Linked DNA regions of Mus musculus: region 1 is linked to region 2. A link is a contact called in ENCODE Hi-C or POLR2A ChIA-PET data. All regions are on one chromosome and are shown on one strand. Each heading gives the region's core, a stretch centred on a gene start or an enhancer-like site at or near the end of the contact. The rest is flanking DNA. Distances are from core to core; before and after follow the strand shown. Region 1 holds the start of Vps33a (VPS33A CORVET/HOPS core subunit). Region 2 holds the start of B3gnt4 (UDP-GlcNAc:betaGal beta-1,3-N-acetylglucosaminyltransferase 4).

Region 1 (2,700 bases), core at 189-2,688, 65 kb before region 2:
ACATAAAATATAAATAAGAATAATACCTTGCAACAGATTATTATTCTCAACTTCAGTATCATTAACTTGCCGTGAGTCCATGGAGATCAGAAGTGGGCATAGAGGATGTGGAACTGGAATGCTGGAGTTACAGGCAGTTTTGAGCTGGAACCCCAACTCTGGTTCTCTGGAAGAACAGCGTGTTCCCACTAAGCCATCTCTCTCTCTTATTTTTTAAACTGTGTTTGCCTGAAAGTATCTATCAGTGCTGTGTGCCTTGCTCTCCTAGGTGAGAAAGGGGCACTAGATCCCGTGTTAGCATTTCTTCCAGGCTCTGCTGCGCAGTTACCTGGCAACAGCCATGTGTGCCTGACTCAATATAAAAGAGGCTGCTTGCGGCCCCCCCCCCCCCACTCTCTTACCTTCTCTCTTCCCTCTCCCTTCTCTCTCCTTTCCCCTTTCCTGTCTGTCTCCACGTGTTCCTGGCCGGCCTCTACGCCTCTATTTTCTCCCTCTCCCCCTCTCTCTTTCCCTTCCCCTTTCCCTCCTCTCCCCTCCCCACCTCCTTCCTCAACTCCCCTCCCCATCTCCCCATGCCCTAAATAAACTCTATTCCATACTATATCCGTCATATGGCTGTTACCTCATGGGGAAGGGATGTCTCAGCATAAGCTCGCAGAGGCACCACCTTCCACCTCACCATACCTCACTCTATCAAGCATATCCCTGGCTTCCTTTTCTTGTTTTATAAAACACAACACCCTGGAACCGGAGTTACAGATGGTCACGAGCTATACTGTGGATCCTGGGAACCTGGTCTATGGGAGAGCAGCAGGTGCTCTTAACTGGTGAACCATCTCTCCAGTCCATTTATTGTTTGTTTATGTGGAGACAGGTCTCACTGTGTAGCCCTGGTTGTCCTGGAGCTCGCTATGTTTACCAGGCTGGCCTTGAACTTGGAGAGATAAGCTTGCTCTGCGATTGAACCACTTACTGGGTGTAGTAAGGTGCATTTTGTAGTTTGGCCTCGATCGCCATTTTACACCAGTATTCTAGCTGTGAAGACACAAGGATGGTGCTTTTAAACGCGACAAATAACATCTAAATTCCATCCTTAAGACCTGGGGATGGTGGCTCACGTCTTTAATCCCAGCACTTAGGAGGCAGAGGCAGGCGGATTTCTGAGTTCGAGGCCAGCCTGTTCTACAGAGTGAGTTCCAGGACAGCCAGGGCTACACAGAGAAACCCTGTCTCGAAAACAAACAAACAAAGTCAATTTTCACTGCTCACCATTCTTAGGCATGGTAGGGAAATACTTTAGAAAGGGGCGGGGAGGGGACTCCTCCTCGCATGCGCACTAGGACCTTGAAGGAGCATCACTGTCAGCAGGACTCCGCCTTTCGCGTTCAATGTGCCTCAGCGACTCGGATCACGTGAACGTCCCGTCACGTGACGCAGGCGGCGTCTGGGGAAATGCGGGTGCCCGGGCAAGATGGCGGCGCACCTGTCGTACGGGCGAGTGAACCTGAACGTGCTGCGCGAGGCGGTGCGTCGGGAGCTGCGCGAGTTCCTGGACAAGTGCGCTGGGAGCAAGGTGAGGGACAGGGCCCCGGCGCCACCAAGCTTGGCCGGGCGGGACTGTGCGAGGCCGTGGGGGCGATCAGGTCGCCCGCTCAGTGACAGCCCCTGGCCGGGAGCTCCCCGACCTGCGAGACAGTTGTCCTTTCCAGCCTGGAAGCACGCACGCCCACAGCCCTCGGCACACAGCTTGTGAAAGACAAGCTGTCACTTCGTAACTTCAACATGGATCGTTTTTTGTCTAGATCGGGGACTTCATAGAATTTCCTTTCTTCCTGTTTTCCTCTCAGTGTTTGAGACAGGGTAACGCTGTGTAGCCCTCGAACTCACTGAGATCCACCTGTCACTGCCTCTGAGTGCTGGGATCGGCTCTCCATTTTATTTTTGAGCCTATTCCTGGCTATATAGACTGTTCCTGCCGGCACTCCTCCTTTCTCTCGCCTCTGGCACTACAGGCATGAGCCATGCTGTGAGGTTTTCTTTTAAGCATTTTTTCCCTCTATTCTGAGATTTATTAATCATACCCCATCCCTCTACAGGGAATGGGAAGTTCTAATCTGAAGAAAAAAACAAAACAGATGCTCAAAGAATCAGTTTTGGGCCCGGCAGTGGTGGCGCACGCCTTTAGCCCCAGCACTTGGGAAGCAGAGGCAGACGGATCTCTGAGTTCGAGGCCAGCCTGGTCTACAGAGTGAGTTCCAGGACAGCCAGGGCTACACAGAGAAACCCTGTCTTGAAAAAACCAAGAACACTCCCTACCCCCACCCACCCAAAAAGAATCAGTTTTGTAAACATAGCTCCAACTAAGTCATTGAGTCAAAAAGGCAGATTATTAAATCACAGGGGGCAGTATTAAACTGAAAATGATGTCGAAATCAGATATAATAGATTGTGTGGACCAGGTTTACAAAGTGTTTCTCCTGGAGGAAGCAGGGATCTTTGATGCCAGTATCATGAAATTTCCCCCTTTGTGGAAGGTTCTTTTCGACCCTTAGGCTATAATGTGACCAGAGCCTTTAAAAATCCTAACTCTAACTTTTAGAAGAATATTCTGGAAAGGTGGCTTAGAGGTGAAGAGGGAGTGTAGCTCTTCCAGAGGAGCCCAGATCAGTTGCTGGCACCTACAGACAACCACTTGTAACC
Region 2 (2,700 bases), core at 67-2,566:
TTACCAAATAAACCTCATGCCCAAAAAACCTCAGACCTGCAGTGTGGCTGTCGATGATGTTAACCTGACCGACCTGCCTCACCTCCCCAGTGCTGGGCTCACAAGCGGGGCTTTATATGGTGCTGGGTAAATGCACACTATCCAAGCACTACAACCGAGCTATACCTGATAGCTCTCCTTGCCCTCTTCCCCTGGAGGCTGGAGTCACAGCCAGAGCCAGAGCCACACCTAATATAGGGAACAGAGGTACAGGTGTAGCAGCCAAATCCCAGAATGCACATTACCATCTCTCTCCCATCCTTAAGTTTAAAAAAAAAAAAAAAAAAAGTGTCACTTCGACCCTGTTGTCCCTAGAGATGTCTAGAGCATCTCTCCTACTAACTCCAGTATTAGCCAAGCAGCTAAGGACATCCTAGTAGGCATGATAGACCAGATGTTGCTAAGGATGAAGTGATTGAGGAAAGGCCACAAGACCCTGGGATAGCTATGCAAGTGCATGAAGCAAGGGGACAAAAAGTGACAGGCAGAGAGAACATCCACGCTCTGAGCTGAAGTAGGAGCCACGCAGATAAATCTCAAGACGAGGAGCGCATATGGCGCCTAGAATGCTGTTCATCAAGAGGAACCTGGAATGCCCTCCCTGCAAGGCTCAGGAGCAACACCTGAGGGTACAGTTGAGGATTAAATGGGCGCCCATGGTTTTAATGTGATTCTTGTTTGGCTGAAAGACCTGGAGGGGCGAAGGGGACTGAAGCTACAAGAAAGCTCTTAAGCTGCAAGGCTTAGTTAGGGTCACAGCAGCCTCGCGGGGATGGTGTGACCACAGAGTTGTAACTACTCGGGGTTTGCAGGTTTGGTAAGTCCGCTGCCATCCGGCCACTCGATGAGGGGGGCTCTGGTTTGTCCCGTAACCCGGTGTCCCGCACCCCACACCCACCCAAAGTCCCGGAAAAGCCCACTTCCCTACCCCAATCACTGTCCCGCGGGACCGGGTCCTCTCTCCGCGCCCTCGCCCTCGGGGTGTCGGCAGCCTCGGGCTCTGGGGAAAGGGCCCAGGTAGCTCCATCCTTTCAACCCGAATCTAGAGGGCTGCGGTGGTCGGAGCCCACAGCGCGGTGTGTCCGGGCAACCGCCGAGCCCAGACGTGCGACAGAGGGGCGGGCAACAGAAAGCCCTCCAGCAGAGGCACCGGCAGAACGCGGTTCCTTCCCGGCAACGGGATCCAGGCGCCACAGGCCGCGCGACCTCACCACCCCATCCCCGCCCTCAAAGACCTACCTAAGTACCCCTGGGGACCGCGCACCGACACAAAAGCCGGGCAGTATCTCGCCGGGAGCGCGAGGAACCCCCCGCTGGGCGGGTCTTCAGGGGCAGGGTCCCAAAGAGAGGGCGGAGCTCCAAAATGGAGCAACCGCGAGGCTCTTCAGGGAGGAGGGGCGGGGCTTCGCGTTGGGGGCGGAGCCATGGACTCCGCCCCACCTTGCAGTCTATCCAGGACGCACTTGTGGCTCGTTGGCAACTGCAACGCTCTCTTTCCCACGCCCGTTGGGCTGCCAGCGCCGTGCCCCTTCCCCTAGTGGCCACACAAACTCTCAAGCTCCGGCTGCAGAGCAGCCTTTATTCTCCCTGCTAGTCAATCAAGCTAAGGAATGCTTCCTCCACCGAGCGGTACTGGTGCAGCTGGATCTGGACCTCCACCGACAGTGGCTCTGGCTGGTACCCGCTTTCCATGGTTGGAGGCACCGTTTTCGACCTATCTGAGAAGATATAAATGCGAGCAGATGAGTACTAAGGGACAAACGGCCTGCAGGTCTCCCCGACTCGGGACGTACTCCTCCTTCATCCGGGAATTCAAGCCCTGTTCTCCAACCTAGAGGAATTCCGAAAGAGATCCAGCCCTAGTATGTTAATTGCAATCAAGAATACATTGATTCAATAAGCCCCAACTGTGTGAGTTGCGAAAGAAATTAGCTGCTTTCAAGATGACTAACAGATGGAACCTGAGGAGGCCACCTCCTGTAGCCAGGCAGGACCCCCAGTGGAAGCATAAGGACACCAGCCCACCCACAAAACTTTTGACCCCAAATCTGTCCTTTCTAAAAGAAATGGAGGGACAAAGATGGAGCAGAGACTGAAGGAATGGCCAACAACCAGCCAACTTGAGACTCATCCCATGGGCAAGCACCAATCCCTGACACCATCCCCTGAGGAGCTCTACACAGCAGCTGACTGAGCAGATGCAGATACCCACAGCCAGATATTGGACGGAGGTCGACGACTCCTGGGGAAGAGTTGGAAGAAGGATTGAAGCTTCCGCAGAAGGATTGAGGCTTCCGCTGGGGATAGGAACCCCACAGGAAGGCCAACAGCCTCACCTAACCTGGACCCCTGGGAGCTCTGAGTCTGAGCCACCAACCAACGAGCATACAGTGCATCTCAGTCACCATGTAGGTCCCCCCAACAAATGTAGCAGAGGCTCTCCCCTAAAGCTGTAGCCTGACTGTGGTACCAGTCCCCCCACAAGGTTCCCCCTAATCCTGCAGAGATTTGATGTGCGGGGGGGGGGGGGGTAATGCGTTTGGGATGGAAAGAGAGAGAGAGGGAAAGAGAGAAGAAAATTAAAGAAATCGGCTGCTTTTTTTTTGCCGCCAACTTGAGCTGAGTTCAATCCCCAGGACCCCCTTGTCCCTCTGACTTCCA

What was found. Hi-C counts contacts between places; a loop is a spot of excess contacts on that map. ChIA-PET counts read pairs that join two places held with the same protein, here RNA polymerase II (POLR2A).
Region 1: POLR2A ChIA-PET joins it to region 2 with 11 read pairs in embryonic stem cell. The contact joins the promoter of Vps33a here to the promoter of B3gnt4 in region 2. A Hi-C loop is called at or near these places in 1 of 37 maps with a recorded cell type or tissue (CH12.LX). POLR2A ChIA-PET finds 5 or more read pairs at or near these places in 3 of 5 experiments (Patski and embryonic stem cell).

Annotation. Positions count from the first base shown.
Region 1 is chr5:123,571,753-123,574,452 of GRCm38, reverse strand. It overlaps Vps33a (VPS33A CORVET/HOPS core subunit), which reads left to right and starts at 1,438. Exons shown (of 13, transcript NM_029929.3): 1 at 1,438-1,573. The coding sequence starts at 1,472.
Region 2 is chr5:123,507,098-123,509,797 of GRCm38, reverse strand. B3gnt4 (UDP-GlcNAc:betaGal beta-1,3-N-acetylglucosaminyltransferase 4) reads right to left here and starts at 1,316. Exons shown (of 2, transcript NM_001382854.1): 1 at 1,279-1,316. Lrrc43 (leucine rich repeat containing 43) reads right to left here. Exons shown (of 12, transcript NM_001033461.3): 12 at 1,593-1,757. The coding sequence ends at 1,630.